Regions from separate parts of the Homo sapiens genome. Here all the other regions are linked to region 1. Evidence: read pairs that join two places in POLR2A ChIA-PET (ENCODE). Cell type or tissue: MCF 10A. All regions are shown on one strand. Links, peaks and the distances in the headings refer to the core of each region. The heading gives the core; the rest is flanking DNA.

Region 1 (8,210 bases), core at 3,161-5,660:
CTCCAAATGTCAATAGTGCTAATGTTGAGAAATTATGCCCTATACTGTGGTGCCATCCTAAATAAGCCTTGCCAGGCAGGGCACGGTGGCTCACTCCTGTAATCCCAGCACTTTGGGAGGCTGAGGCAGGCAGATCATCTGAGGTCAGGAGTTTGAGACTAGCCTGGCCAACATGGTGAAACCCGTCTCTACTAAAAATACAAAAATTAGCCGCGCGTAGTGGTACACACCTGTAGCCCCAGCTACTAGGGAAGCTGAGGCAGGAGAATCGCTGGAACCCAGGGGGTACAGGTTGCACAGAGTCGAGATTGTGCCACTGCACTCCAGCCCGGGTGACAGAGTGGGACTCCATCTCAAAAAAAAATAAAAAGAAAATAAATAAAACTAAATAAGCCTTACCTTAGAATCAATACTAAGGCTGGTCCTAGGAGATTTTCTGAGCTCAGAATCACAGGCCCTGAACAGAGACAGCTCAGGCATGTCTAGCCTCCTCCAGCAGGTATGCAATGCAATGTCAAGATTTTTTTCTTCAGAGGCTGGATGAAACGAGGAGAGCAAGATGTTTGAAACCTTCCAAACCAAGACACAGGGCAAGCCGCCCCCTGGTGATCTTTCTGCTTGAGAGGGGGTGATCATCACCGATAAACAGACATTTCATGATACAATGTGCCAGAACTCTGCACATGCCATTCTTTTTTTTTTTTGAGACAGAGTCTCACTCTGTTGCCCGGGCTGGAGTGCAGTGGCATGATCTCGGCTTACTGCAACCTCTGCCCCCCGGTACAAGCGATTCTCCTGCCTCAGCCTCCTGAGTAGCTGGGATTACAGGCGTGTGCCACCACACCCAGCTTGTTTTTTTGTGTTTTTAGTAGAGACAGGGTTTCACCCTGTTGGCCAGGCTGGTCTCAAACTCCTAGCCTCAAGTGATCCGCCCGCCTCAGCCTCCCACAGTGCTGGGGTTACAGATGTGAGCCACCGTGCTCGACCTGCACATGCCGTTCTATGACATCCTCCCAAGGATCCCCTCTAAACAAAGGCCATATCCCCATTTTATACATAAGGAAATGAGTCTTTTCAAGAGGTTGTTCAGACTCCATAAATTCTGAGTGTCCAAGGCAGAGAAGACAGACATCAAATACCAGCTCAAACACTTAGTCATCATGTGACTTTGGGCAATTTTTTGTCCTTCTCTGATCCTTTTTCCCAACCTGTAGAAACAGAGACAGGGCTACATGACCTTTAGGACAAAGTAAAATTTGGGACCATGGTGTCATACAGGCTTGAATTGATACCTAGCTCTCTCTTTCATATCTTGAGCCCTTAGGAGACTTTCTCTTTCTGAATATTTTACATTATTTTATTTTATTATTATTTTTTGAGATGGAGTCTCGCTCTGTTGCCCGGCCTGGAGTGCAATGGCACAATCTTGACTGACTGCAACCTCCACCTCCCGGGTTCAGGTGATTCTCCTGCCTCAGCCTCCAGAGTAGCTGGGATTACAGGCGCCTGCCACCATGCCTGGTTAATGTTTGTATTTTTAGTAGACACGGGATTTCACCATGTTGGCCAGGCTGGTCTCAAACTCCTGACCTCAAGTGATCCACCACTTTGGCCTCCCAAATTGCTGGGATTACAGGCATGAGCCACCAAGCCTGGCCTCTTTCTGGATTTTAGTTTCCTCTTCTGTAAATGGGACAATCCTAGCTCGCTGTTCACAGGGTCATTGTAAGGTGAAATTAAGATCATACAAGCACAGTGCCTGGTATATATAATTCAAAAAGCAGAAACTCTTTTTGTTGTCATTGTTTATCGGAGATGTTCTAATCCTGATATAATCTGGTTCTCTAAAATGTAATACCAAGAGGAACAAGAAATAATGGCCCTCAGTTGAGGGAAGAGGCAGGGATTTCTGGGGCATCTCTGAATCCTCTCCCTGCCCTGCCCTTGAGACCAAGTTCTTCTCCTGCTGGCAACATCTAGGATTGCCATCTGGGCTCCAGGTACCAGTAGTAGGTCCTAGGTTTGGGTTAAGGAGAGGGGTGAATTTATTCCAATACCTAGGACAGCCTGGTTAGGACAGGGTCATCCCTCACCCTTTGCCACAAGAGCTGCCATTTGGCAGGGCGCAGGAGAATGGCTTGAGCCCAGGCAGCCTCCCAGGTGGCTGGGATTACAGGCCTGGCTAATTTTTGTATTTTTAGTAGAGACAGGGTTTCACCAGGTTGGCCAGGCTGGTCTCGAACTCCTGAACTCAGGTGATCCACCTGCCTTGGCTTCTCAAAGTGCTGAGATTATAGGCATGAGCCACCACATCCGGCTGTTTTGGGGGGTTTTCTTTTTGAGACAGAGTCTCGCTCTGTCGCCCAGGCTGGAGGGCAGTGGCATGATCTCGGCTCACTGCAACCTCTGCCTCCTGGGTTCAAGTGATTCTCCTGCCTCAGGCTCCCGCATAGTTGGGTGTGACAGCCGGAAGTGGGGGCCTCGGATTACAGGCGTGTGCCACCACGCCCAACTAATTTTTGTATTTTTAGTAGAGACAGGGTTTCACCATGTTGGCTGGGGTGGTCTCATCATACTCCTGATCTCAAGTGATCCACCTGCTTCAGCCTCCCAAAGTGCTGGGATTCCAGGCGTGAGCCACTGCACCCGGCCTTACCTTACGTTTTAAAAGATCTCACAGATGTGATTAATGTAAGGATCTTGAGATGGTAAGATTATCCTGGATTATCTGGCTGAGCCCAATGTAATCCCAAGAGTCCTTATAAGAAGAGGGAAGCAGGAGGATCAGTCAGTAGTAGAGGTGACAACAGAAGCCAGAGGTTGAGGTGATTTGAAGAAGGGGCCATAAGCTAAGGAATGCAGGTGGCCTCTACAAACTGTAAAAGGAAAGGAACTGATGCTTCCTCCAAATCCCCAAAAGAATGCAGCCTTGCCAACACCTTGATTTTAGACTTTTGACCTAGAGAACTGCAAGAGAATATATCTGTGTTGTTTCAATCCATGAAGTTTGCAGTAATTCCTTGTAACAGTAACAGGAAAATAATACATAGATTTAGCAAACAAAACAAAATCCAGGATGCCCAGTAGTCATATTTGAATTTCCTATAAACAACAATTTTTAAAGTATAAATGTGTCCCAAATGTTGCATAGGACACACTTATCTGTGTGTATGTGTGTGTGTGTTTGGAAAGGAACATGCTTAAATGTTTATCTGAAATTCAAACTGTAGTGAATGTTATATATTTTGTCTGTCAATCTTAGAAGTGATGAAACTGAGAGCAGGAGTCAAAACTCATGATTCCCAGGTCGCCTCCATACTGCTGCCCCCTGCCCCTCAATCTGGCAGAAACTGCCACGTTCTTGTGGCCCTCATGGGTCACTTCCCATCTTCTTGGGACTCCTCTTGCCCCTGGGGTAGGAAAATGAAAAGACTGTTTAAGGTCGTTTCTTTAGGCTCAGAGTTCTCCTGGACCACCAGAGGTTCTGCCTCAGAGGGACCTAGGAGATTTGCCTCAAAGTTGCAGTTGCACAAAATACTTGCGGGCGGATCTTAATGGACTGGGGTGGGAGTTAGTAAAGCCTTTGTCTGGAGGGAACGTAATGAACCCCAAAGCAGGAAAAAAGTAATTATTGAATCAGGCTCCAGAGCAAGAATCAGGTTTCAGGTAAGGAAACGGAAGCACAAGAAGGAATGGGGACTTGCTCCAGGTCACTCAGTTAATGACAGACAGATGTCCCCTGGTTTGGAGTCTCCCTTTTTGGAGCAGCTAGTCCTGATAGCAGCCATAGTGGGGGGAAGTCTAGAATGCTAATCCTGAGGTCCGGGTTTGAAGCCCTTTACTGCCTTGATTGCCAGTTTCCCTTTCCTGAAATAGGGGAATTGCATAAATATGAGGAGTTAATGAGATCATGGATGTTAAACAACAGGTACATGTTAGCATGTTCTTGGAAAATGGCAGCTTCTTTCCTTCCTTCTCTGAGCCTCAGTTTCCCCATCTATAAGCCGGGTTTGACAAGCGGCTGGTGCCCCAGCTCCTCCCAGCCACTCCAGGTCCGCAGCTCGGAGCTCCGGCAGCCAGGTGGGGACTGAACACCAACGCCGCGGGGAGGCGTCGCACATGCGCGCTCCTAGGCGGAGCCCCGCCTCCCACGCCCTGGATCGTCACTTCCGGCGCGAGAGGCCGGGCAGGCCGGGCAGGGAGTGCGGGTCGGTTCTGCGTGCGCTGCCGGACGAGGCTCCCGCCGCCGATTGACCCGCGCTCCGCCCGTAGTCGGGCCGGTGAGTGCCCGCGAGCCCATCCGTGTGCCCTGGGAGCTGAGGAGAGGGACCCCTGAGAGGGAAGGATAACCGGAAGTGGGGACCAGAGGAGCGAGAGACCCCAGGAAATGGGGACACCTGGGGAGGGGGTGACAGCCGGAAGTGGGGGCCTCGGAAGGTTGTCCACGGGATATGGGGTCTCGGGGGCTCTAGGAGAGATGGCTTCCTGACCTCTCCTTGTTGAGAGGAAGGGGTGGAAAGGAAAGTGATGCTCCAGAAAGGATGGGCTCCAGGTGGGGGAGATCTTTGGCTTCACCGTTACCAATGGTGTCTGCATCTCACTCATATGTCCGCCTGTCAGCTCATTCACCAGCCTGTGACTGAGTCCTGCTGAGCGCTCGGCACTGCTGAGTCCCTGGAGAGTCAACATGAAGCTCCAGGTGGAGGGTACAGATTAGAAGCCCAGGGTGGGGCTAGACGCATCCTTGCTCTGCCTCACCGGGTGTGCCCCCTTGGGCGAATCGCTTAACCTATATCCTCCGCTGATGTGTACAGACCACTGCCATGTGCCCGGCACTGGGGGTGGCAGTGGACATGGCAGACAAGCCCTCTGCCCTCGTGGAACTTAGATTCTAGGGGACAGTCCTTTTTGTCCTCCTTTGTAAAATGGCAACAGTAATAGCGCTCTCACCAAATAACGTGAAGATTAAATGAGGAAATGGGTAAAGGGCTTAGCAATGCTTGATACATGGTAAAATGCTCAAGTATGCATTCTCTTCATTCCACTATAATGTAAGCTTTATTAGGCAAGGAATTGTATTGTTTGCGTCTGTGTTCCCAGTGCCTGTGAGCACAGTGCCTGACATATATGGTAGGTGATCGGTAATTATTTGATAAATGAGTGCGTGGTGAAACTGACTCTAGATAAATGCCCATAGCATTGGACTGTAATTTCTAAAAAAGAAATAGGAACCCAGTTCTGTGGAAAACTGGAGGGAATCACCCTCAGGGAGTTTGGGAAGGATTCACTGAGGTGGTGACATGGCAGCTGAGCCTGAGCTGTCAAGTTAGGAACAAATTAGAAGAGGAAATTCCAGGCAGAGTGTATCAGAAGTGCACGAGTTATTCCAAGGATGATGGGTTATTAGTTTGTTTTGACTGGCATTTAATGTGCATCAAGGTGGGGTGCGATGGAAAATGAGGCTGGAGAGGGGCTTTGAGGTGAGGCTTGTACCTTGTGAACACTGATGTTTGATGGGATTGCAGGCATCTCTTGGTTACTTCCATAGAAACAAAGCCATAGTTGTTCCATTCCTCACTTAGCATACCTGTGCCAACCAGACTAAAGTCATTCAACAAATATTTATGGAGTGCAGATTATGTGTCTAACACCATGTTAGGCGCTGGGTTTCAGGTGATGAACAAGACAAACTTGGATGTTGCTCACAAATTGCCAACAGACAATTGCAACAGGGTGGGAGAAGTGCGGGGGAGGCACCTAACCTGGCTGGGGGTCAGTGAAGGCTACCTACTCCAGGCCACCAGCATCTCTCAGCTGGATTATTGCAATAGCCTCTAAATGGTCTGCTTCAGTCCTCACTCCCTTAGAGTCCATTCTCAAGACAGCAGATTGGTCCTTTTAAAATATATTTTTATTTATTTATCTATCTATCTATTTATTTATTTATTTATTTATTTATCTGAGATAGCGTCTCGCCCTGTCGCCCAAGCTGGAGTGCAGTGACATGATCTCGGCTCACTGCAACCTCCGCTTCCTGGTTTCAAGCGATTATCCTGCTTCAACCTCCCAAGTAGCTGGCACTACAGGCCCGCACCACCATGCCTGGCTAATTTTTGTATTTTTAGTAGAGACAGGGTTTCACCATGTTGGCCAGGCTGGTCTCGAACTCCTGACCTCAGGTGATCCATCCACTTCAGCCTACCAAAGTGTTGGGATTACAGGCATAAGCCACCACACACAGCCCAAGAAAAAATTTAAAAATTAGCCAGGCGTGGTGTGTGCCTATAGTCCCAGCTACCTGGGAGGCTGAGGCAGGAGGATTGCTTGAACTTAGGAGTTCGAGGTTGCAGAGAGCTATGATTGCGCCACTGCACTTCAGCCTGGGTGACAGAGCAAGACCCTGTCTCTCTCTTAAACAAAAAAGTGCATGAGTTCAGGTCCTCTAAGAAGCAGACACTAGGATGAGGTTAGACGTGCTAGAAATGTAGAGGCAACCCTTGCGAAGGACAGCACCTGGGAAGGGAGCTGGAGAAGTCAGGAAGAGCCACTGGCAGTGATGCAGATCAGCTCCTGTGAAGGAGGTTTGGGCAGCAAGTCTCTGACTGCAGGGCAGTCCCAACAAAGGTTTGGCCAGGCCCTCAAGCAAACGCTGCCTGTTAGAGGAGTCCTATGTCTCACTAAATCATTGGCTAGGAGCAGTGAGGCCACAGAAGGGCTGTGGAAAGTTCTGGCTTCCCCTGGATAGTGGATCTAGAGGGACAGCCACTGGGGCCCTTTATCAATTACGTTTTCCCAGCAGATCTGACCGGCACATATTCCCGACTGCCACGATAAGTTACATGGGTGTGTAGTAAAAAATTCAAACAGTATAGTAAAAATCCTCTTTCTCATCTTAAATCTTCACTTGTCCAGTTCTGTTCCAAGAGATAACCATTGGTAAGTTTCTTATATCTCTTTCCAGAAGTTTTGTGTGCATTCACAAGTGTATGTGTATAGTTTAAAAACGTGATTTTCTGTACACTATTCTGCAACTTGCTTTTTTAATATGTCAATTCATAAAGATCTGCCTACTTTTCGCTTTTTTTGTTTGTTTGTTTTGAGAGGGAGTCTTGCTCTGTCACCCAGGTGGGAGTGCAGTCATGATCTCGGCTCACTGCAAGCTCTGCCTCCCGGGTTCACGCCATTCTCCTGCCTCAGCCTCCCTAGTAGCTGGGACTACAGGCACCTGCCACCACGCCCGGCTAATTTTTTGTATTTTTAGTAGAGATGGGGTTTCACCGCGTTAGCGAGGATGGTCTCGATCGCCTGACCTCATGAGTCGCCTGCCTCGGCCTCCCAAAATGCTGGGATTACAGGCGTGAGCCACCGCGCCCGGCCCCCTAATTCTTTTTCATGACTGACTAGTACCCCATTAATATGGTAATATTACTTAACCAGTCTCCCCTGATAGGCAGTTAAGATGTTTCCAATCTTTTATCATTATAATCAATACTTGTGAAGGCCATGTGCATATTATGCATATATATACAAGTATATGTCCTAGAAATGGAATTGCTGACCCAAAGGGCATGTAGGTTTACATTCTGAAGATATTGACAAATGCCCTCCAAAGAGGCTGTCAATTTATACTCCCAGCAGCAGCAAGCATATTAGAGTACGTTTATTTTTGCCAATCTGAATCTGAGTTGTTTTTTTTTTTTTTTTTTTTTTTTTTTTTGAGAGTCTTGCTGTGGCTGGAGTGCAGCAGCGCCATCTCGGCTCACTGCAACCTCCACGTCCCGGGTTCAAGCAATTATCCTGCCTTAGTCTCCCAAGTAGCTGAGATTACAGGCACTCACCACACCTACCTAATTTTTGTATTTTTAGTAGAGATGGGGTTTCACCATGTTAGCCAGGCTGGTCAGGTGATCCGCCTGCCCCAACCTCCCAAAGTGCTGGGATTACAGCATATACATTACAGTTGTTTTAATTCACATTTATTTAATGATGAATAAGGTCGAGCACCTATTAATACATTTATAAGGAAGGCCCTGGTGTTTATTAGGGAGTGTATAGTCTGCTGTAGCTGCTGCCTGCCTCCCTGGGGACTAACAGCAGCCGGCCTGGGGTCAGACTTGCGTGTATGGTTTAGATCCAGTTCATTGCCCCCAGTTGAGAAACACTGCCCTGAGGTTACTCGGTTTTTACAGAAGTGTTCCTGTCCCCTACAC
Region 2 (6,339 bases), core at 32-2,531, 68 kb before region 1:
CCAGGCCGTTCCACCTACCCCAGGGGCTTCCACCAACCCCAAAGTCTTCCCAAGGCCTTGGAGAGCCCTCTTTCGAAAGCATCTCCTGTTCTGGGTAATGACAATAATAAAATCATAGCAGCTGTCAATTGCGAGCACTTGTCATGTACAAAGACTGTGCCCCATCGGCGCATGACTTCATTTCACCTGTCAACACCCCTGTGAGATGGTTACTGTTGTTATTCCCATTTTATAGAGGAGGAAGCTGTGGCTTGGAGGGCTAGGCATTTGCCCAAGGTCAACCAGCTTGAATCACTGGCAGAGCCAGGGTTAACATTCAGGGCCCCACCCATCACCACGGTGTGGCACTGCCTCTACTTCCTATCCCCCTCCAGAGAGAGGCTTATGTGAACCGAGTATTAACTCTGAGCCATAACCAGGAGCCTGCTATGGGTTCTGAGCTTTTATAGGATGTGGTGGAAATAGCAGGGCTCTGGTACTCCAGAGGTCAAGGTTCCCAACTCAGCTCTAACACCAACCAGCAGAGCGACCCAGGACCACATGTTGCCTCTCTGAGCCTCAGTTTTCCCATGTTTAGCAGGACAGGACTGGGCTCTTAGAGAGTTCATAGCACCTTTCCAGCTCCTGGTGGGTTCAAGAGAGAACTCCCGGGATGAAGAGATGAGAGCACTGAGGTTGGGGGGTCAACTGGATAGCCAGGGCCCTAGTTCTGTCCTAAGAGGAGGAAGTTGTGTCTTCTCCATCCAACCATCCAAAGCCCTCCCCAGATTTAGCCGGCAGTGCGTGGTGGACAAAGACAAGAGGAACCAGTGCCGCTACTGCAGGCTCAAGAAATGCTTCCGGGCTGGCATGAAGAAGGAAGGTGAGCCTCGGCCCTCCCCGCCCCACCACCACTGCCCCACCTGCACCCACAGCTCCCCGACAGTCATTTACAACTGTAGCCACACTTTATGACTCAGTGGCAGGCCCCAGGGTGACTGGCTAATGGCTGAGAAGAGGGAGGGCCTGGAAATCTGACCATAGGGAGCGGCTGGGCTTGGTCTTGAGAAAGATTCAGAGAGATAAGCTCCCACTCTTGGCTCCTCAGGCTCCCAGCAACCACCACCCCTGCCTGCCTGTCTGCGCCACCACAAAGCAGCCACGTTGTGTGTGTGTGTGTGTGTGTGTGTGTGTGTGTGTTTAATATAATATTTCGAACGTTAGGACAAGCATAGAGAATGATATTGCAAACATCTGAGTACTCACTATCCCAACTTTACAAAAGGGACAGCCAGAGGAGCCCGATGCCTGAGCTTCCGGTCCCAGGGACAAATGCCCCAGTTCCCTTAGTATTCATTCGTGGGTATCACGTGATCTCCAAAGTCTTCACATTCTAGAAAATGGGAACAAGACCCCAGACCCATCCTGGACAAAGGAGGAGAAGACCAGAGCACAACATTTATTAAGGTCTTGCCAGGCTTCCTGCTACCAGCAGGTATCAGTCACTGGGCTGTGCTTTTTCCACACTTCAGTAGGTTGGGTTCATTTCATTTTCATGACAACCCTATATGGGAAAATGTTGTGAAAATGAAATGAGCCCAGCCCATTGAACCTATTACAATTCCTCCCTTTTTGTGGATGAAGGAACTGAGGCCCACAATGGTTAAGCAACTTGCCTAGGGCCCCACAACTGATCCTTGGAAGATCTGAAGTCCCAGAGCTTCTGCTATTTGGACCACACTTCAGCACTGTCTATTATTTTATGCTCTCCAGATACCAGGGACATTTAAAATTGTTTTCAGCCCAAGCAAGGGAAGCAAAAATCTTTTAACTGCTTTAAAGTAACTTGAGGCCAGGCGCAGTGAATCAGGCCTGTAATCCCAGCACTTTGGGAGGCCGAGGCAGGCAAATCATTTGAGGTCAAGAGTTCGAGACCATCCTGACCAACATGGTAAAACCCCGTCTCTACTAAAAATACAAAAAAATTAGCTGGGCGTGGTGGTGCATGCCTGTAGTCCTAGCTACTCGGAAGGCTGAGGCAGGAGAATTGCTTGAACCCAAGAGGAGGCGGTTGCAGTGAGCTGAGATCATGCCACTGCACTCCAGACTGGGCAAGACAGCGAGACTCTCTCAAAAAAAATAAAAAAGTAACGAGTTCATTTTCGAATCTCTTCATTTCCTGCTCCTCTAAACTCAACCTTTCCCAGCTCTGCGACTAGTCCCAGACCTTCCCTTCTAGCCCACAGTTGTGCCGTACCAGCCAAACCTTGGTCTAGTCCTGCTAGTTCGGTACAAACACCCCTCACCCCCATCACCCCAGCACACCCCAGAAGCAGGAACGTAGGACCCAGCTTGCTCCAGGGCCCACTGAGAAGGAGGGGAGGGGAGGCTTTGGTAGACTCTCTTTCCCCTGTATCTGCTCCTGGCCCCCTGTTTTCTCTGCCCCCTCCCTTGGAAATATCTTCTATGTCTCATCCTTATGGGACCTTAGTCTGGGCTCATGAGCTGTCTTGGAAAATCTGGGCTTGCTGATCCCGATGCAGGAGTGGGTGGTCCCCAAGGCCTGCTCTGAACGCTGCAATTCTAACATCTAGATATCAGTGGTTCTCCAAGGGCAAGAGGGGCTTTTTAAGCTGCAAATACTCCCTCCTCTCCCAAACCCAGTTTTCAATGGGGTTAAGCCTGTCTCATCCACTTCAACTTCCATTTTGTGGACTGGGAAAGATTATGAATGGGAACCTGATGCATGTGTGAACAGTTGGAGGCAAGAAAAAGATTGAGAACTACAGTCTAAGGTTCCAACATTTCTGTGGTTGTATTAGTCAGTGATTCCATTATCCCAAAAGCCTAAGATTTTAGGCACTATGATTCCTCATAGGTGTCATCCAGAGGGCACTGTGTTTGAGAGAACAGCTCTCTCACAGTGAAAGTTCAGGTCTGTGACAGGCAGATGGGAGAGGGGTTGGCAGCCCTCCTGAGTGGATGGCTACCCACCTCCACTGCGTGTGGCCTGGTCCTGCGTGTGGTCAGTTGTTATAAATGTCTTTTATTAGACATCCAGAGTCATTTTCACTTGTGTAATTTAGGGACATTTCTGTCTCTTCTGGGCTCTAGTTTTCCCATCTATAAAATGAGGACATTGGATAATGAACCCTTCAGCCCTATGAGTCTCGCTCCTCACTCCCTGACCTACCTGCACAAGTCACACTGCCCACTAGGATGGGTGTGTTTGTTCCCTGGTCCCTTCTTTTTTTTTTTTTTTTAGATGGAATTTCGCTCTTGTTGCCCAGGCTGGAGTGCAATGGCAGTATCTCGGCTCACTGCAACCTCCACCTCCTGGGTGTGAGTGATTCTCCTGCCTCAGCCTCCCAAGTAGCTGGGATTACAGGCATGTGCCACCACACCTGGCTAATTTTGTATTTTTAGTAGAGACAGGGTTTCACCATATTGGCCAGGCTGGTCTGGAACCCCTGACCTCAGGTGATCCGCCTCGGCCTCCCAAAGTGCTGGGATTATAGGCATGAGCCACTGCGCCCGGCCCCTGGCCCTTTCTTGAGCTGCTGCAAAGCCAGCAAACCCCTTACTAGGCTCCTGGAAGGGGGATGAGAGCCCCAGACCATTCAGCCTTAGCTCAGCCTTGAAAATAGCTGCTTGCTTCCTGGCCCAGGGAAACGGACATGCTGCCCGGAGGATAGGAGAGTTGGCTGATGGCGAGTGAGCGTGGGTTAGTCGATGCTAGTGTTTGTTTACATGCCTGGGTTACCTGGAAGATCATGACACATGCAGTCACTTGGTTGTTTTGAGAACGGGCCAGAGTGACAAAGTGTTCAGTTGCCACTGTGGTCAAGCCATAGGAAATGAGGGTATTCCTAGCTGTGCCTGTCTTCTAGGCCCCACCACCCCTCCTCAGCCTGCTGGGAAGCTCCCAAAGCCAAAAGAAAGTCTCGGTGGAAGTCTCACTGGCCAGGAGAGTTGGGACAAGTTTTTATTTCTTTTTCTTGATGACCTTAGGAGAATTTGAGGACTGAAACCCTAAAATAGTCCCTGAGAACCAGAAAGTGTGAGCTGGAAAGGTAGGATTTCAAGACCAGCTGAGTCTATAAGAGGTCATCAAATCTACCTGCTCCCCACTTTACAGAAGAGGACACTGAGGCTAGAGAGGTGATGTGACGGGTCAGGGGTGGAGTCAGGTCTAGAACTCAGGCTCCCCAGAGCTGAGCAGACACCAAGCTCCCTGGAGTGAAACTTGCAGTGATCAGCTTGGGAGGCACATTTCTTGATCTAGATGGCTGAAACTTTCTCTCGACCACAGAGAGGGGCTTCAGGTCTCATGGGCCTATAAGTCTCTGCCACAGGATAGTCCACCATGGCTGGAAGGGGCTCCCTGGAAGGCCAAAGAATCCAGGGAGAACCCTGGGGGTCAGTGGGCCAACAGCAGGTCAAGAATTCTTTCCTGCAACCGAAAGCCAGGGAGACAGACACCTGCCTTGGCCTAAGCTGTCAGGCCCAGGACAAATATTCGGCTCCTGGCATCAAAAACCCAGCCCAGAAAGCGGACCCAGAGTTGCAGGAGGTGAGCGTAGGTGATGGGCCAGGGGCCATCTGAAGAGGCCTTCCTCGGAAGCCCCTGCCCTGCTCCCCACAGCCCCCTACCCAGGAGTTCCCTGGGAAGACAGGCTCATCACCTCTCCGCCTCTGCCCAGGTCGGTTAATATTCAATAGAAGTTACATTAGGTCCCCGACCCTGCTAATACTGAGCAAACATTTGGAAAACATCATTCCGTGACTGAGCTCGCGCCGGGCACTGATAACGCCCGCCTAACCTTGAGGAGCCCTATCCGCAGCTGCTGACAGCAGCCCTTTCATTCCGCCCGCCGGCCACTCGGCGCCCTGATGGGTGGGTGCGGGTGCTGGCAGGAGGCTGCCGTGGGAGGGGTGTGGGCGGGTGGGGTGGACGGCCCGGTCAGGGAAGCCGTGCTCTGAGCTGGCCCCGTCCACATGGTGGTCTGAGAGGAGGTTGCTTGCCTCTGGACTTCTGTTCTATCCACTGACTCCCGGGCTCAAGTGCAAAGGATTTGACTTTTATTCTCTGATTTTAACAATGTGTCAACATCAAGAGAAAGTTGAATAGCTGGGGTGTCAATGTTCCCTGGAGAAATAGGGTTCTTATAAGAATTAGAGTTTATGACCAGGTGTGGTGCCTCGCACCTGTAATCCCAGCATTTTGTGAGGCTGAGTGGATCACTTAAAGCCAGGTTTTCGAGACCAGCCTGGGCAACCTAATGAGACCCCGTCTCTCAAAAAAAAAAAAAAATTTAGCCAGGCGTGGTGGCACACGCCTATAATCCCAGCTATTCGGGAGGCTGAGGCAGGAGGATCGCTTGAGCCCAGGAGGTTGAGGCTGCAGTGAGCTATGATTGCACCACTGCAGTCCAGCCTGGGCAACAAAATGAGACCCCATCTCGAAAAAAAAAAAGAAAAAGAATTAGAGCTTGTCTCTTCCAATGCCTTCGTTCTCTCACTGCACAAATATTCATTGAGTACCTACTGTGAACCAGGCCCTGTTCTGGTGGCTGGGACTACAGCAGTGAACTAGAGGGATGGAGTTTTGGCCTTCTGAAGCTTTCCTTCTCAGAGAGAGACAGATAGTAAAGGAAGTAACAAATAATTCTACAATAAGTGACTTGAAGAAAAATAAAGCATGGGGGGCAGGGCCAGGGTGGGAGTCATGTTGTGTTAGACAGGGTGGCTGGAGAGGGTGTCTGAAAGGCGACATTTGTGCAGAGGCAGGAGTGAAATGAAGATGCTGCTGCGCTGTGCAGGAAAGGGAACCCCAGGCAGTGACCACAGCAGCCTACAAGCGTGCGGATGCGTCCAGGTGGGGAGGCGGGTTTTCGCGGACAGAGTGTGTAGGGGGAAGCCGGTAAAAGGTGCGATCCGAGAGGAGAGGAAGGGCCCTGGGGACTTGTGAGGTTGGAAGGCACTGGTTTTGAGCAGCAGGCGACATGACTTGAACGGATCCCTCTGTCTCTGAGAGGAACACAGACTGCAGGCGCAAGGCAGAAGCAGAGCCCAGGAGGAGGCTGATCTAATCCAGGAGAGACAGCGGGCCTGGGAGCAGGGAGGGAGCAGCAGGTCTGTTTGTCAGGATCACGACAGCACTGGGGTGTGAGGGGAAGCCAAGGAAGGTGGCCAGGCTTGATGCCAGTCCCTGAGACGAGAAAGAGTGCAGGGAGCCGGCTGGCAGGGAAATGCCTACGGGTAGGGAAACTGAGCCCCAGAGAGAGGCTGCGATTGCCACCGGCACACAGAGTGGCAGGTTCCAGACAGGAAGCCGGGTCTGGTGCAGCTTCAACCTCC
Region 3 (8,210 bases), core at 2,488-4,987, 97 kb after region 1:
TTTGTCATTTTATTTATTTTTTTTTGAGGTGGAGTTTTACTCTTGTTGCCCAGGCTGCAGTGCAGTGGCGCGATCTCGGCTCACTGCAACCTCGGCCTCCCGAGTTCAAGAGATTCTCCTGCTTCAGCCTCCCAAGTAGCTGGGATTACAGGTGTGAGCCTTGCCATATCGCACACTCCCCGTGTAATCCTGCTGTCCAGAGATATACAATTTGGTGTATTGTATATCCTTTTAGAGATTTAAATGTAGGCTGGGCTCAGTGGCTCACGCCTGTAATCCCAGCACTGTGGGAGGCCAAGGCATGAGGATTACTTGAGACCAGAAGTTTGAGACCAGCCTGGCGACACAGTGAGACCCTGTCTCCACAGGAAATGAAAAAAATTAGCCAGGAATGGTGGTGCATGCCTGTAGTCCTAGTTATTCCAGAGGCTGAGTTGTGGGAGAATCACTTGAGACTAGGAGTTTGAGGTTACAGCGAGCTATGATGATATCACTGCACTCCTGCCTGAGTTACAGTGCAAGACCCTGTCTCGAATGAATCAATAAATATATCAGTAACAACAAAACATGGACTGTGAGCCAGGTACTATGCATAGTCTCATTAAATCCTCATAGTGTCTGAGATGGGGGCCCTTGTTTACCAAAACGTAAACTTGAACCTTATGGCTAACTGGTGACTTGCCTAAACATTTCCAGTATTTCCTATGATAAGTTGTATGCAATAAATAAGATGTATCTAATTATGTGTTCTTGTGTGATCATCTCCATTTAATACATTTCCACAACTAGGATGGTTTGGTTTAAAAAGTGTGCACATTTAAACTATTTAAACTTTTGTATCATCCTGAGGGAGGTAGTTTAGAGTGTGGACTTTGTCGTCATACATACCAGTATTTAGATTCTGACTGCCACTTACTGGCCACTCACTAAAATGAAACTGTACATCAGTTTACCTATCTCTAAAATGGAAGGATAACAGAAGCCTCATATGGCTGTGAAGATTAAATGAGATGCTGCTGCAATGTCCCTGGCTAGTGTGCAGCACCTAGGAAGAATGGTGTCCAAGACAGACCAGGCCCCTCATCTCATAGAACTGATATTTTAATGTGGGACAGGAGGAGGCAGCAGTGAAAGGCAGTAAAGAAATGAATGAACAACAAAAAAAAGTGGTGCTGTATGGACGCTTAACAGAAAGTGACATGATAGGTAGATGGGTGGTTATTTTAGGTTGGGTGGCTTGGGAAAGTTTTTCTGAAGAAGTGACATCTCAGCTAAGGTCTCAGTGATAAGGATAGTTTTATAATTCAAAAATTCCTAGAAATAAAAACATGGGATCAAACATTACATGCATTAGGCCAGGCACCGTGGCTCACGCCTGTAATTCCAGCACTTTGGGAGGCCGAGGCGAGTGGATCACTTGAAGCCAGGAGTTCGAGACCAGCCTGGCCAACATGGTGAAACCCCGTCTATACTAAAAATACAAAAATTAACCGGATGTGGTGGTGCAGGCCTGTAATCCCAGCTACTTGGGAGGCTGAGGCAGGAGAATTGCTTAAACCCAGGAGGCGGAGGTTGCAGTGAGCTGAGATCGTGCTCTCACTACAGCCTATGCGATAGAGAGACTCAAATAATAATAATAATAATAATAATAATGACAAAATGACCTGAAAAAATTTTTAAATAATTTGCATTCTATGTATAGACATGCCTCTTTTTCTTTACCATTACCAGAACTTTTTTCCTAATGTAAAAAAAAAGTGGGGTTGTTCAAAGATTGTCTTAGGGACCTTCTAATGAGCTTTACTGGCAGAGGGAAAAGATAAGAAAATGTGTAAGTCCCTTTTAGGAATCTCTTCTATTTCCTCTCCCTGTGTTAATTGTCTACCATCATCCATTATACTATAAACCGTTGTCTTCACTTTACTGGCCTTTTTCTTTACACCACATCCTGCCTACATTGTAGGACTGGAAGCTGCCAACATGCATGTTAACTAACAAGCACTTTTTCGTCTTTAGAATTAGGCAGTGCCTGGGTCAGGGGAGATGCAAGATTCAGAACAGCAATGCTTTTGCTATAAAAACAAGGCAGCTTTTAGGGTAGACTGGTTTTTCCAAACAAATTCATTGTTAAGGCTGTAACACGTTCTGTGAGTTAAAACTGTGCAGAAGGCTCTGCACATATGTTTGTTACAGTTGAGCCTTTTTCCTGTATGGCATGCAATGGGGGCAATGGGCATTGGTGAACACTGTACACTACCATTGCTTCCACAGGTAATAAGACCTCTTGTTTGTAACGTGTATATGATTACATATTGTGGATCTGTTCTGAAAGCCTTTAATCATCGTAGAAACGTTCTCTTTGTAGGGCTTGAGCAGGCCTCAGCATCTTTACGACAATATACATGTTTTTGTTTGTTTGTTTTGAGACGGAGTCTCGCTCTGTTGCCCAGGCTGGGGTGCAGTGGCACAATCTCAGCTCATTACAACCTCTGCCTCCCGGGTTCAAGCAATTCTCCTGCCTCAGCCTCCCCAGTAGCCGGGATTACAGGTGCCCACCACCACACCCGGCTAATTTTTTTGTGTTTTTAGTAGACACAGGGTTTCACCATGTTGGTCAGGCTGGTCTCCAACTCCTGACCTCAAGTGATCCACCCACCTCAGACTCCCAAAGTGCTGGGATTACAGGCGTGAGCCACCACGCCAGGTCAATATACGTGTTAAATTATAGACATCACTCAGTTACTGTTTTGTTCATGTATGGGGCAAATATATATTTTTATAGAATATACATGTATTATAATTTAATTTCTGATTCAAGCCTTAAAGAAAATATGTAGTTCAAACTTGGAAATAAATGGATTAAAAGTCACTTGCTCTTAAAATGTGGTTTCTTTTTATAATCTTTTAAAATTCAGCAACTTAAATAAAACATCCTGAGGGCAACATGTGTTAGTGAGGGGGACTGGGGGTGGCGTGGGGAGGGAGTGTGTTTGATGAAATTGTCCAGGAGCAAAGCACCACTTACTTGAAGCCCAGAGATTTGTCATCCAAATATGTGCAGATTGCTGGGCTATAAATAGTTTGAACTCAAGTAAACAGCCTCTTCTCCCTAACTGCTGCTTGGCCATTGTTCAGATGCCAGCACAGACTGAGGAGCATCTCACACCAAGCTCAAGGCTCTTGTGCCCAAATTTTGGGCTGCTTCTCTTGTGGGGAGAGCTTCAGCTACCCTGACTTGAGATGACCAAGGGTCACATGTTCACCCTCTTTAGTTATCCCACGTTTGGCTCCCACCCCTATGCAACCTGATGTACAGTTTCATAAACATGCCTCTGCTCTGATGAGTAGCGCTGATCTAAGAAGATTCCTGGCAACTATTAAAAAGCCCTGGGGCCCCATGGCTGTTGACTGAAGTAGATTTAGGAAGCACAGAAGTTCTTTTTTCAGGGCAGAGGCACGCATGGCTCATTTCTTTCTTTGGAACTAAGTAGAGTGGCACTGGTTGTCAGAACTGCTGCAGGCTGCCTGTGCCAGCAACTCATCTGCTCTGTGCCAGGCAGGCAGGCTGCTGACATTTCAAGAGTCCCTTTGAGGACTCCAGCAACATGCTGTCATTAGAGCAACTGAGGACAGTCCATAGTTTATTAGTATATTTCCTTTGGAAAAAATGTCTCCCCCTCTCTCTCTCTTTAAAATTCCTGCTTTAGCTGCATTGCTGCATTCATGTGCAGTGACTCTTATGTCAAATGCCTATGAGGAGATTATGACTAATTTAACATTTTGTTGTTGAGAGGACATAAGGAATGGTAGAAGGAGTACTAGATTAAGGATCAGGAGCCTGGATTCTTGCGCAAGTTACGTAACTTTTCCTAGCTTTGATTTCTTCATTTGTCAAGTAAAGATAGTCATGTCCCTCCTGTTTCTTGGGGTTGATGAGAAAATTTATGTAAAGGTACTTTCTGGACTATACCGAACAAATGGAATGCAAAGGAGAAGTAGGGTAATGGAAGGAGCTTGGTGTTTGAGTCTCACAGGCCTCGCCCACACTGTGACCTCAAGCAAGTGGCTAATGTCTCTCAGCCTCAACCTTTTCATCTGTAAAATGGGAACATCTATACTTGCCTTGCAGGAGTGTTAGAAGGATTAGAAATAACATATGTAAAGCACTGACAAATGGCAAACAATAGTTGAATAGCAATAATTGTTATTATTACACTTAATGTGGATATATTCACTCTGGGTGATTTAGGATTCTAAACCTAAGGAAGTATTCAGTTTATAGATGTAGAGATTAGCAAAAGGCCCTGCTAGTAACTGATAGTAGCAACTGATAATAATAGCTAACTTTAAAAAATCCAAGTAATACATGAATATGACTTTTTAAAAAGTCTCTGAGTCTAGAAAGGCATCTGTCTCCTGCTTACCCCTCACCCTGAGGCAGCCATTTTATTTTTCTGCTTTTACTTCTTTTGGTGGTTACTTCTATTTCTCTAAATAATGTTACTCCCATTTCCTTTTTTAAATGAATTTTGTTTTTGTCAGAAAGGTACATGCACATAGTTTGCCTTAGTCTTTTTAAGGTCAAATATCATAAAAGATTTGTAATAAAAACCATCTGTTCCCTGCCCCCACCCTTTCTTTACCCTTCCTCCTATCCTGCTCCCAAGGGCATACACTTTTGATCCTTTTAGGCGTTTGATCTAGCATTTATCTCTCTATATCTAAATAATATGCTTATCGAGATATGGTTTTTTTTAACTGTATTACAGAAATTTTGAAACATGTACAAAACTAGAAAGAATAGTATAATGAATCCTCATGTACCACCCATTACCCGGCTTCAAAAATCAAAAACCCATGACCAGTTTTGTTTCATCTGTGCTGGTAGCCATTTTCCCCTGCCACTAGATTATTTTGGAGTAAATTCTAGACATCATTTTATCAGTAATTACTTCAGCATGTTTTTTTTGTTTTTGTTTTTGTTTTTGTTTTTGTTTTTGCAATGTCGCCTGTCACCCAGGCTGGAGTGCAGTGGTACGATCTTGGCTCACTGCTACCTCCACCTCCCTGGTTCAAGCAGTTCTCCTGTCTCAGCCTCCCAGGCAGGTGGGACTACAGGCACACGCCACCATGCCCAGCTAATTTTTTTATTTTTAGTAGAGACAGGGTTTCACCATATTAGGCTGGTCTCGAACTCCTGACCTCAGGTGATCTACCTGCCTTGGCCTCCCAAAGTGTTGAGATTACAGGCGTGAGCTACCGTGCCCAGCCTAGCATGTACTTTTAAGAGAATAAGGACTCCTTTTAAAAATATAACCACACTATCACACATAAAATAATTAATAATCCTTTATTATTAGCAGTGGTCTCCATTTAACTCATAAGTTATTTTTTTAGTTCTAGTCAGATCCAAACAAGGACCTCACATTACCATACTGCTTTTTCTTGACTCATCAGTTTTTTGTTTGTTTTTGAGACAGTCTCGCTCTATTGCCCAGGCTGGAGTGCAGTGGCACCATCTCAGCTCACTGCAACCTCCACCTCCCAAGGTTCAAGTAGTTCTCCTGCCTCAGCCTCCCAAGTAGCTGGGATTACAGGCATGCGCCACCATGCCTGGCTAATTTTTGTATTTTTATTTTTGAGACGGAGGCTGGCCGTCACCCACGCTGGAGTGCAATGGCATGATCTCGGCTCACTGCAACTTCTGCATCCTGGGTTCAAACGATGCTCCTGCCTCTGCCTCCGGAGTAGCTGAGATTACAGGCACCTGCCACCACGCCCAGCCAATTTTTGTATTTTTAGTAGAGATGGGGTTTTGCCATGTTGGCCAGGCTGGTCTCAAACTCCTGTCATGCAGCTGGTTTTGATCAGACATCCTGTCATGCTTTATTTGGCCATTCACAATCAATAATAAAAGACTTCTTTAAGGGGATAGGTCTCAGTTCATCTGTTTGTCCCATAGGCCTCTGCCCTGCCTGGGAAGCTGCTGGGTACTGGAAGGGTACTAAGGTACTAAGTGGAAGATGCTTTAGGGCACATGAGCAGGAGCAGCAGTTAGACTGAGGGCCCTTCACGTGTTAGCATAAGGAGGCCAGTCTCTTACTAGAAGCCCTCGATCAATCCTAGGCAGTTCATTCAATTTATTTAAAGAGGCCTCCTGTCTTTGGCTGTGGTTCTGCAGAGCTTTTGGGCCCTCTGTGTGCTGCAGGTATGGGATAGAGGAGCTGGCTGGCACAGGACCTTCAGTGGATCCCTTAATTTTTTGGCCCTTCTGAATCTTCTCGACGCCTGCTGTCTTCAGGTTCAGAGCCTCCCTGGGGTCCCACACCATTCCTTGTCTCTCATTTCCAATGGTGCTTTCTTGTCCTTGTGCTCCAAACTTCAGCTTCTGTTGTCATACCTCTCTGAACTTTTTCTATCTTCCGGAAATTATTTGAAATGAAATCCCTTGTTCTCTAATGATCCTTCCTTCAGCAAAAAGGCCCAATTTGTAGTTCAGAAGACGTGGTGCTTTTTACAAAAAGTATGTTAATGTTTTACCATAGACTGGACTAAGTAGAGTGTGTGTGTGTGTGTGTGTGTGTGTGTGTGTGTGTGTGTGTTTAGAAAATATTTATTGAGTTTCCTATTTTATGCCAGGCACTCTTCTAGGCACTTGGGATAGATGTATTCAGTGAACCAAGGAGACATACTGTTGACTTTGTGGAGCTTACAGTCTGGTGGGGAAACACATGGAACGTGTACTTATAAATATGTTAAGGGTTATAAGAAGAGACATAGGAGTACCATGAGACCAGTACAGCAGGGGGAGCTAACGTGGCTCAGAGAAAAGGGCGCCCTAGGGAAGTGATATTTAATCTGAAATCTGATGGCTGAGTAGGAGTTAACCAAAATAAGAGGGAAGAGCCCTTCAAATTTGTATGTCAAAGTGCAGTAGCAAGTGAGAGTCTGAGACCAATAGAGAGTAGCAAGTGAGAGCCTCAAACCTTCTCCTGTTGGAGCACCAGGCTGTACTACCTCAGGATAGTCCCTTGCCTTCTCTGGATCTGGCATTCCTCACCCCTAAAATGAGGAGACCACATGCTCCTTTCAGCTGCAAAAATCAATGAGTCCAAGACTGTTTAAAGTTAAGGTCACTGTTTAAGTGAAGGTCCATCTCTCCCAAAACAGCTGTAGTTGGAAACTTATCTCAAGCTGGTGGGAAGTGGTTTGAAAAAAGGCAGGGAGGGGACAGTGTGATATCCTGCGAACCTATCCAGTTTCTAGCCACATAATCACTGGGGTCAGGCTTCTCTTCTCCTTCTGGCTCTCCTTCAGACACACCAAATCAGCAGTCCAAAGGGGACCACAAAGTGGATCCTCAGGACATCGAACCCTGAAGAAAAAGCAGCCACGTGTACTCCAAAACCAAAAAAATACGTTGAGCAATGTCTTAGTCATCTTTTGTGGGTTTGATTCCCCATCCCCCAAAAATGACTTAAGTTTCTGATTTCAAAACATTGTGTGTATGTGTGTGTGGTTTTTTTTTTGAGACAGATTATCATTCTGTCACCCAGGCTGGAATGCTGTGGCATGATCTCATCTCACTGCAACCTCTGCCTCCCAGGTTCAAGCAATTCTCCTGCCTCAGCCTCCCGAGTAGCTGGGAGCCTCCTGAGTAGCTGGGACTACAGGTGTGCACCACCACGCCCAGCTAATTTTTTTGTGTTTTTTTTAGTAGAGACAGGGTTTCACCATGTTGGCCAGGCTGGTCTCGAACTCCTGACCTCAAGTGACCTGCTCGCCTCAGCCTCCCAAAGTGCTGGGATTACAAGCGTCAGCCACCGTGCTTGACCAAGAACATTGTTTTAAGTGTAAGTGTGGTTCCTTCTCTGGGGCCTTACACCAGGATTGTGGTGAGACGATGTATTGTTCTCCTTTCTTTTTTCCTGTTCTTCTGTATTTTCTTATCTTTTTACAATAAGCAATTATGATTATAATTGGAAGAAAACAAAATCTACTTTTATTCGTAAATCTCAATCAATATACTTCTCAATTAATTGTCTAGAAAAAGCATGGACCTTCTAACTGCATGGCACAGTGAATAAGTGAGTTGGAAATGGTATGACAGCTGAAACCTGCCTTTGATGGGTGATGAGCGATTGCACTGTACAGCAGCTGTGTGGACTAGAAAGTGGGTAGTGGTGGCCAGAATTTCTTTATTCATATAC
Region 4 (8,210 bases), core at 3,094-5,593, 91 kb before region 1:
AGCAGCAGGATCGTGGCTCACCACAGCCTCAAACTCCTTGACTCAAGTGGTCCTCCCACCTCGGCCTCCCAAGTAAGCTGGGACTACAGGTGTGCAGCATGCCTGGCTAATTTTTAAATTTTTCTGTAGAGACAAAGTTTCACTATGTTGCCCAGGCTGGTCTTAAACTCCTGAGCTCAAGCAATCCTCCTGCCTCTGCCTCACAAAGTGGTGAGATTACAGACTTGAGCCACTACACCTGGCCTCTTTGTCCATTTTTAAAGTTTTTGGTTGTTGTTATTGAGTTGTAAGAGTTCTTTATATATTTCGGACATTAACCCCTTATCAGATATATGATTGGCAAATATTTTCTCCCATTCTGTAAGTTGCTTTTTCACTCAGTCAAGTGTCCTTTGGTGCACAAATTTTTCTAATTTTGATGTAGTCCAATTTATCTAATTTTTAAAAATTTCCTGTGCTTTTGGTGTCATATCCAAGAAATCATCACCAAATCTAATATCATGAAGCTTTTCCCTTATGTTTTATTCCAAAGGTTTTATACTTTTCCGTCAAACTCATTTTTAGTTAATTTTCGTATATGGTGTAAGGAAAGAGTCTGATTTCATTCTTTTGCATGTGGATATACAGTTTCCCAAACATGAATTTGGTTTTGATAGTACTTTGTTAATTAAGACTTTTGCACCTGGTAGACGCTCTTTGACCTCTAACCCACTGGAATCCTCTCACCATCCTTCCCTGACAGTTGACCATTTAGCTTGGGCTTAATACTTCCAATGACGGAATACTCACTACTTAATAAAGCAGCTTTTCCTGTGGTAGAACAATTGTATTTTATAGAAAGATCTCCATTTTGAGCCTCAAGTTTCCTCCCTGTAGCATCCACATTTTGGTCCTCGTTCATTCTCTGAAGCTGTAGGAATCAGTGAGAGCTTTTTTTTTTTTTTTTTTTGAGACAGAGTTTTACTCTGTCACCCAGGCTGGAGTGCAGTGGCACGATCTCTGCTCACTGCAACCTCCAACTCCAGGGTTCAAATGATTCTCCTGTCTCACTCTCCTGAGTAGCTGGGACTACAGGCACATGACACCACATCTGGCTTATTTTTGTATTTTTAGTAGACGGGGTTTCACCATGTTGGCCACGTGAAACTGGTCTCAAACTCCTGGCTTCAACTGATCTGCCTGCCTCAGCCCCACAAGTGCTGAGATTACAGGCGTGAGCCACTTCACCCAGCCAGTGGGCACTCTTTTCCAAAGGAAAGTACTTTGTTGCCTTTTTTTTGAGACTGAGTCTCAATCTATCACCCAGGATGGCGTGCAGCGGCACGATCTCAGCTCATTGCAACCTCTGCCTCCCAGGTTCAAGTGATTCTTGTGCCTCAGCCTCCCAAGTAGCTGGGATTACAGGTGACTGCCACCACGCCCGGCTAATTTTTGTGTTTTTAGTAGAGACAGGGTTTCACCATGTTGGTCAGGCTGGTCTGGAACTCCTGACCTCAAGTGATCCACCCACCTCAGCCTCCCAAAGTGCTGGGATTACAGGCCTGAGCCACCGCACCCGGCAGGAAAGTACTTTGAATTGAGTAAATAACGCAACTATATGCTGGGCAGCTACCTGCCAGGTTTATAAGGTTTAACACATTTACTCCACAAAGCAATCTATGAAAAGGTCCTATCATTGATTCCTATTTTATAGATGAAGCAAATAAGGCTTGAAGAGCTTATGATTTTAGCAAGGTCCAACAGCTATGTAAATGGCACCACTGATATTTCAAAGGCAATGGCCCTGACCACTCTGCTACACCACCTTTCTCTCCTCTTCTCCAATACCCAGCCCAAAACTCTTTTGGATCTTTGATTATTCTTCAAGGGGCATAGCTTTCTTTCTTTCTTTCTTTCTTTTTTTTTTTTGAGACGAACTCTCGCTCTGCTGCCGGGCTAGAGTGCGGTGGCGAGATCTCGGCTCACTGCACCCTCCGCCTCCCAGGTTCAAGCAATTCTCCTGCCTCAGCCTCCCAAGTAGCTGGGACTACAGGTGCGTACCACTACGCAAGGCTAATTTTTGTATTTTTAGTAGAGATGGAGTTTCACCATGTTGGCCAACATGATCTCGATCTCTTGACCTCGTGATCCGCCCGCCTTGGCCTCCCAAAGCGCCAGGATTACAGGCATGAGCCATGCCGCTGCACTCGGCCTAAGGGGCATAGCTTTCTCATCCTCTGCCATCCTAGGAAAATTTTAAGTATTCATATTAAAATGAAAACTAAACACAATTGTCCATATATGCTCCTTAGGAGTAGAATGCCAAGGACCTCTTAGCTCCTCTGACCTGGGAACTACATTCTCTCTAATGATACATACGACTGGGTTAGAGGTTTGGGCAGCTGCCACCAAGTAAAACCTCTAGAATTTTGCTATGTCACTTTCTGCTAAGGTAGCTTTTCCCATCTACACTAAATAAATAAATCATCCAGGTGATTTATTTTTAACCAATGCAGAGGATTTTTTACTTATCTCCATGGAGTTCAAACATTTCTCCAGGCTGGGTGGGGTGACTCACGTCTGTAATCCCAACACTTTGAAGACTAAGAAGGGGCAGATTGCTTGAACCCAAGAGTTCCAGACCAGCCTGGGCAACATGGTGAAATCCCATATCTACAAAATATAGAAAAATTAGCCAGGGGTGGTGGTCCACACATGTAGTCCCAGCTACTCTGGAGGCTGAGGTAGGAGGATCATCTGAGCCTGGAGACTTGGAGGCTGCAGTGAGCTGTGATGGCGCCACTGCACTCCAGCCTGAGTGACAGAGACCCTGTCTCAAAAAAAACAAACAATAATTCACCAAATCTATTTGGATCTGGATCCTGCCATCATTTTATAGGTAATGCCTCCATAGCACTCACTAAGTGCCAGGCACACTTCTAAGCCCTTTTTATACATTAACACAAATAATCCCCACCACGACCTAATGCCATACACATCATTATGGTCACTATTTTGCAAATAAGAAAACAGTCACAGAGCAGTTCAGTAACTTGTCCAGGGTCACACAGCTAGTCCATGACTGAACCAGAATTTAAGCCCAGGATGTCAAGTTCCAGAATTGGTACACTCAGCCTCAATACTGTGCTGCCTTCAAATATTCTGACAATCTTAGACAGCTTTGGGGATCCAAAAGATTGAGAAGTACTCTTGGGGACCTCTTTTTTTTTTTTTTTTTTAAATACGGAGTCTCAACTCTCTCCCCCAGGCTGGAGTGCAGTGGTACAATCTCAGCTCACTGCAACCTCCGCCTCCTGGGTTCAAGTGATTCTCCTGCCTCAGCCTCCCAAGAGGCTGGGATATTACAGGCACATGCCATCATGCCCAGCTAATTTTTGCATTTTAAGTAGAGACAGGATATCACCATGTTGGCTAGGGTGGTCTTGAACTCCTGACCTCAAGTGATCTGCCCACCTCAGCCCCCCAAACTGCTGGGATTACAGGCATGAGCCACCGCACCTGGCTCCCATTTTTTTTTTAAGACGGAGTTTCACTCTTGTTGCCCAGGCTGGAGTGCAATGGAGCGATCTCGGCTCACTGCAACCTCCGCCTCCCAGGTTCAAGCAATTCTCCTGTCTCAGCCTCCTGAGTAGCTGGGATTACAGGCACATGCCACCACACCCGGCTAATTTTTGTATTTTTAGTAGAGATGGGGTTTCCTCATATTGGTCAGGCTGGTCTCGAACTCCTGACCTCAGGTGATCTTCCCACCTCGGCCTCCCAAATTCCTGGGATTACAGGTGTGAGCCATCACGCCTGGCCCCTGGCTCCTTTTTTTTTTTTTTTTTTTTTTTTTTAAATAAAGACCAAAGGTCCAGAGGCTTTGAAAGGCAAATAGTATTAAGTCAGGATTTGATATCAGGATTTCTTTCATTCTGTTTATTTTCTCATTGCTTTCTACTTATGATACTGTTTCATTTGGTAGTAATAATATTTCTTTCTAAAATAAATTGAAGTAAAAAGAAGTGAGTTGATGTAAGAAAAATGTTACAGATATGAAAAAATCATAATGGTCATTAAAAAATTAGTGAAACTTTGGAAAGACTGTGTTCAGTCAAGTGAAGTGAAGTTAGCTTGCAACCACAAAAAAACCCCTAAGTCTCAATGGTTTGAACAGCAAAGTTAATTGCTCACCTATAGTACACGCCCAGCATGGGTCGGCAGGGGGCGCTCCGCGTTGTGGAACGATTCATATCTATACTTGCTTCCCCAACAAGGGCAGCACTGGCCTTTAAAGCTTCTGCCCAGGTGTGACACAGGTTGTTTCTGCTCACATCTCGTTACCTGAAACAAGTAACATGGTCACATCTCATTTCAAAGGAAGCAAGAAAATGTAATCCCCATCATGTGCCGGAAAGGAGAGAAATAGAATAGTTGAGAACAGCCCTCAGAGAGACTATAAGTAAGGGGGCATAAAAGATGGGTCTAGAGAGATAGGCTGAGTCATGACTCACTGAATTTGTCTGACGTAGATCATGATGGCCCATCCCACCAAGTGGCCAACATTTGTTCCCAGAAAAGGGAGTGTGATGATCCCCCAGAAAGAACACAGTCTGACAACATTATTCTGATGAGCAGACACACCTCTCAGGCTGCCACTCAGGAGTCCTTTTGGGTGGGGAGGTGGGGATGCTGATATTTCCTAAGTGGTTTCAGCTGAACTCTGTGATCTTTTTTTTTTTTTTTTTTTTTTTTTTTTGCCTATTCCCTGAAGGGAGATGAGGCAATTTGGGCTTTGGCTGAGCTAGGGTTTGGTTCTGTCACCACTTGCTATCTAGGGAAGGGTAATAATTGGAAAGGAGAGGAATTCAAGGAGAGGGTCCAGGTGGGTAGGGAGCCTCACACAGGGTTTGGTGATCAGGTGATTGAGAGGCCTCCTTGAGGAGTTTTCAAAGTGCGGTCTGAGGGCACCTGGTATCAGAAGTGCCCAGAAGCTCATTAAACACTTGGGCCAGGTGCTCCATGGCTCCTGCCTTTAATCCCAGCACTTTGGGAGGCTGATTTGCTTGAGGCTGGGGTTCAAGACAAGCCTGGACAACATAGCAAGACACCTCCCCCCGTCTCTATTTTTTAATTAATTAATTTGTTTGTTTATTAATTTATGGACTCTCACTCTGTCGCCCAGGCTGGAGTGTAGTGGCCTGATCTCTTCTCACTGCAACCTCCGCCTCCCAGGTTCAAGCAATTCTCCTGCCCCAGCCTCCCAAGTAGCTGAAATTACAGGCATGCACCACCACACCCAGCTAGTTTTTGTACTTTTAGTAGAGACAAGGTTTCACCATGTTGGCCAGGCTGGTCTTGAATTCTTAGTCTCCAGTGATCCACCTGCCTTGGCCTCCCAAAGTGTTGGGATTACAGGCATGAGCCACCATGCCCCACCTCTATTTATTAAATATTTTCTTTTTTTTAATCTGATGACTAGGCCCACTGTTGGTCCTGGCACCTGGAGGTAGGACCCCAGGCATCTGATTTTTTTTGTTGTTTTTTTTAAGGCAGGGTCTCGCTCTGGCGCCCAGGCTGGAGTGCAGTGGCACGATCTTCACTCACTGGAACCTCCACCTCCCAGGTTCAAGCGATTCTCCTGCTTCAGCCTCCCGAGTAGCTGGGATTACAGGCATGCACCATCACGCCTGGCTAATTTTTTTTTTAATAGAGACAGGGTTTCACCATGTTGGCCAGGCTGGTCTTGAACTCCTGAACTCAGGTGATCCACCCACCTCCCAAAGTGCTGGGATTACAGGCGTGAGCCACCGTGCCCAGCCACCATCTGATTTTTTTTTTTTTTTTTTTTTTTTTGAGACAGAGTTTTGCTCTTGTTAACCAGGCTGGAGTGCAATGGCACGATCCCGGCTCACCACAACCTCTGCCTCATGGGTTTAAGTGATTTTCCTGTCTCAGCCTCCCAAGTAGCTGGGATTACAGGCATGTGCTACCACGCTCGGCTAATTTTGTATTTTTAGTAGAGACGAGGTCTCACCATGTTTGGCAGGCTGGTCTCGAACTCCTGAACTCAAGTGGTCCACCTGCCTCAGCCTCCCGAAGTGCTGGGATTACAGGTGTAAGCCACCTCGCCCAGCTGCCATCTGAATTTTTAATAATGGCCCCAGATGATTCTTATGGACACCAAGATTTGAGAAGCATTGAATGACTGAGAGAAAATTTCTTGTAAGGGTAGAAGCCCAGCACAGTGGTTCTCAGTGGAGATAATTTCAACCCCCAAGGGACATTTATAAATGTCTGGAGATAGTTTTGATTATCACACCTTGAGGGTAGGGAAAAGTGCTGCTGACATCTAGTGGCTAGAGGCCAGACATGCTGCCAGGGACAATGTACAGGACAGTCCCCACGACAAAGAATTCTCTAGCCCAAATGTCATTAGTGCTTAGGTCAAGAAACCCTGGTTAGCCATTAAGAGTTTGAACCTTTCTAAATGTTGGAGCACATACGATTTTTAAATCTTCAATTTTTATTTTATTTTCCAAAATTTCTACTATATGCATAGAATCCTTTTCATTGAATACCTGTTACGCACCGAGCACTTGAAGTTTACATCACTATCAGTTCCTCTTGAAAGACCTTTTCAGTCATTCATCCAACAACTATCCATTAAACACTTACTAAAATGTATTCCAGGCCAGGTGTGGTGGCTCATGCCTGTAATCCCAGCACTCTGGGAGGCCGAGGTGGGTGGATCACCTGAGGTCAGGAGTTTGAGATCAGCCTGGCCAACATGGCGAAACCCCGTCTCTACTAAAAATTAAAAAATTAGCTGGGTGTGGATCCCAGCTACTCAGGAGGCTGAGGCAGGAGAATTGCTTGAACCTGGGAGGCGGAGGTTGCAGCAAGCCGAGATCGTGCCATTGCTCTCCAGCCTGAGTGACAAGAGCGAAACTTCATCTTAAAAAAAAAAAAAAAAAAAAAAAAAGAAGTATTCCAGGCAGAGGGGAAAGTATATGCAAAGGCCCCCAAGACAGGAAAGAAAAACTTTAAAATGGCTAGTATGCCTGCTGCTGATAGGGGTGGGGGCAAGTGGAATGAAATGAGGTTGGACACGGAGGGATATAAAAACAAGGGCGTGCATGGCCTCACAGTGTTAAGTGGGAGTTGTATGAGTTTTGTTATAAATGCATAGGAAGTCATAAAAATTTAAGTAGAAGAGGATCTGAGCCAATGTACATTTGTACAAGATCACCCTTGGCCCCTGAGTGAAGAGTAGGGGGTAGGGAAGCCACAGGAGAAAAAGTGAAGGGGTGGGGTGGAGGCAGGCGGGGGGGGGGGGAGGCGGGGGGGGCGGTGGAGCGGGGGAGATCCCCTCCCCAACCCTGGCAGGTTTAAAAAAAAAAAAAGGGAAGAAGTGAAAAGACTTTTGCAGACCTCCAGAGATGATGCATAAGGTTGGCTGGGGTGGAGATGGAAAGATGGAAAATCTAGATTCTGTTTGGAGGGTGGCAAGAACTGGATTTTCTGATGAACTGGAAGGCATGAGAAACACAACACAAAGATTGTGACTTGCAAGATGTTGGCTTGAATAATTGAGAGAAGGTGGGTGATGATATATGACATGTAGATATGACTATCATTCTCTTTTGACGACTGAGGAAGGGGAGGTGAGTCGTCCTACTTCACAAAGATAGTATATGGGCTCCAGGTGTGTCTAACCCAAAGGTTATAATTTTTCCACACTCCTATATCCACACATTAATTTTTTTTTTTAAATTGAGACAGAGTCTCACTCTATCACCCAGGCTGGAGTGCAGTGGCGCCATCGTGGCTCACTGCAGCCTCCAACTCCTGGGATCCAGCGATCCTCCCACCTTGGCCACCTAAAGCTGGAGTTACAGGCATGCACCATCACGCCCTGCCTATCTTAATTTTCATAATGGGTATGACATTTACTGATAGTAATATCATTATACATGCCCCATACATGCTAACATCTGCTTCCACATGGAAGCAGCACAAAGCCTGGAACCTTCCTCAAAGACCCCCCCCACCCCCGTACATTGGAACAAGGTGCTGGGAACAGAAGTTTAGTAGGTGGTGGAAGGGCAGCGGCTGCTACCCTGGGAACTGGTTTTAAAATCTTACGTTCTGATTGCTGCCGTGGCCATGTGCTGGTGTGTGATGGGGAGATGTTCTTTTAGGTAACTAAATCCAACGAGCTGTGATTG

The links. ChIA-PET counts read pairs that join two places held together with the same protein. Peaks named below come from ENCODE experiments on the same cell type or tissue, not always from the same donor. Only the 100,000 strongest peaks of a DNase experiment are listed, where the experiment ranks them.
Region 2: POLR2A ChIA-PET joins it to region 1 with 22 read pairs; 6 of 35 experiments call an interaction of 5 or more read pairs at or near these places.
Region 3: POLR2A ChIA-PET joins it to region 1 with 10 read pairs; 3 of 35 experiments call an interaction of 5 or more read pairs at or near these places.
Region 4: POLR2A ChIA-PET joins it to region 1 with 11 read pairs; 8 of 35 experiments call an interaction of 5 or more read pairs at or near these places.

What each region holds. Positions count from the first base shown.
Region 1 is chr20:44,471,712-44,479,921 of GRCh38, forward strand. It overlaps TTPAL (alpha tocopherol transfer protein like), which reads left to right and starts at 4,163. Exons shown (of 5, transcript NM_001039199.3): 1 at 4,163-4,280. RefSeq lists an enhancer at 3,959-4,048 and a silencer at 4,139-4,268. In MCF 10A, for the core only: no CTCF peak of the experiment used is centred there; a DNase peak (open chromatin) is centred at 4,120.
Region 2 is chr20:44,406,614-44,412,952 of GRCh38, forward strand. HNF4A (hepatocyte nuclear factor 4 alpha) reads left to right here. Exons shown (of 10, transcript NM_175914.5): 3 at 768-862. It overlaps MIR3646 (microRNA 3646), which reads left to right and starts at 1,507; the gene lies at 1,507-1,590. In MCF 10A, for the core only: no CTCF peak of the experiment used is centred there; a DNase peak (open chromatin) is centred at 998.
Region 3 is chr20:44,569,599-44,577,808 of GRCh38, forward strand. It overlaps a transcript of PKIG not described here. Among named protein-coding and RNA genes, the nearest start is that of PKIG, 8.9 kb to the right of the region's middle. In MCF 10A, for the core only: no CTCF peak of the experiment used is centred there; DNase peaks (open chromatin) are centred at 3,373 and 3,843.
Region 4 is chr20:44,380,350-44,388,559 of GRCh38, forward strand. The region is part of intron 1 of HNF4A (hepatocyte nuclear factor 4 alpha); the gene reads left to right. HNF4A-AS1 (HNF4A antisense RNA 1) reads right to left here. Exons shown (of 3, transcript NR_172878.1): 2 at 4,174-4,323. Among named protein-coding and RNA genes, the nearest start is that of HNF4A-AS1, 11 kb to the right of the region's middle. RefSeq lists an enhancer at 8,101-8,190. In MCF 10A, for the core only: a CTCF peak has its summit at 4,197 (motif pointing right); a DNase peak (open chromatin) is centred at 4,222.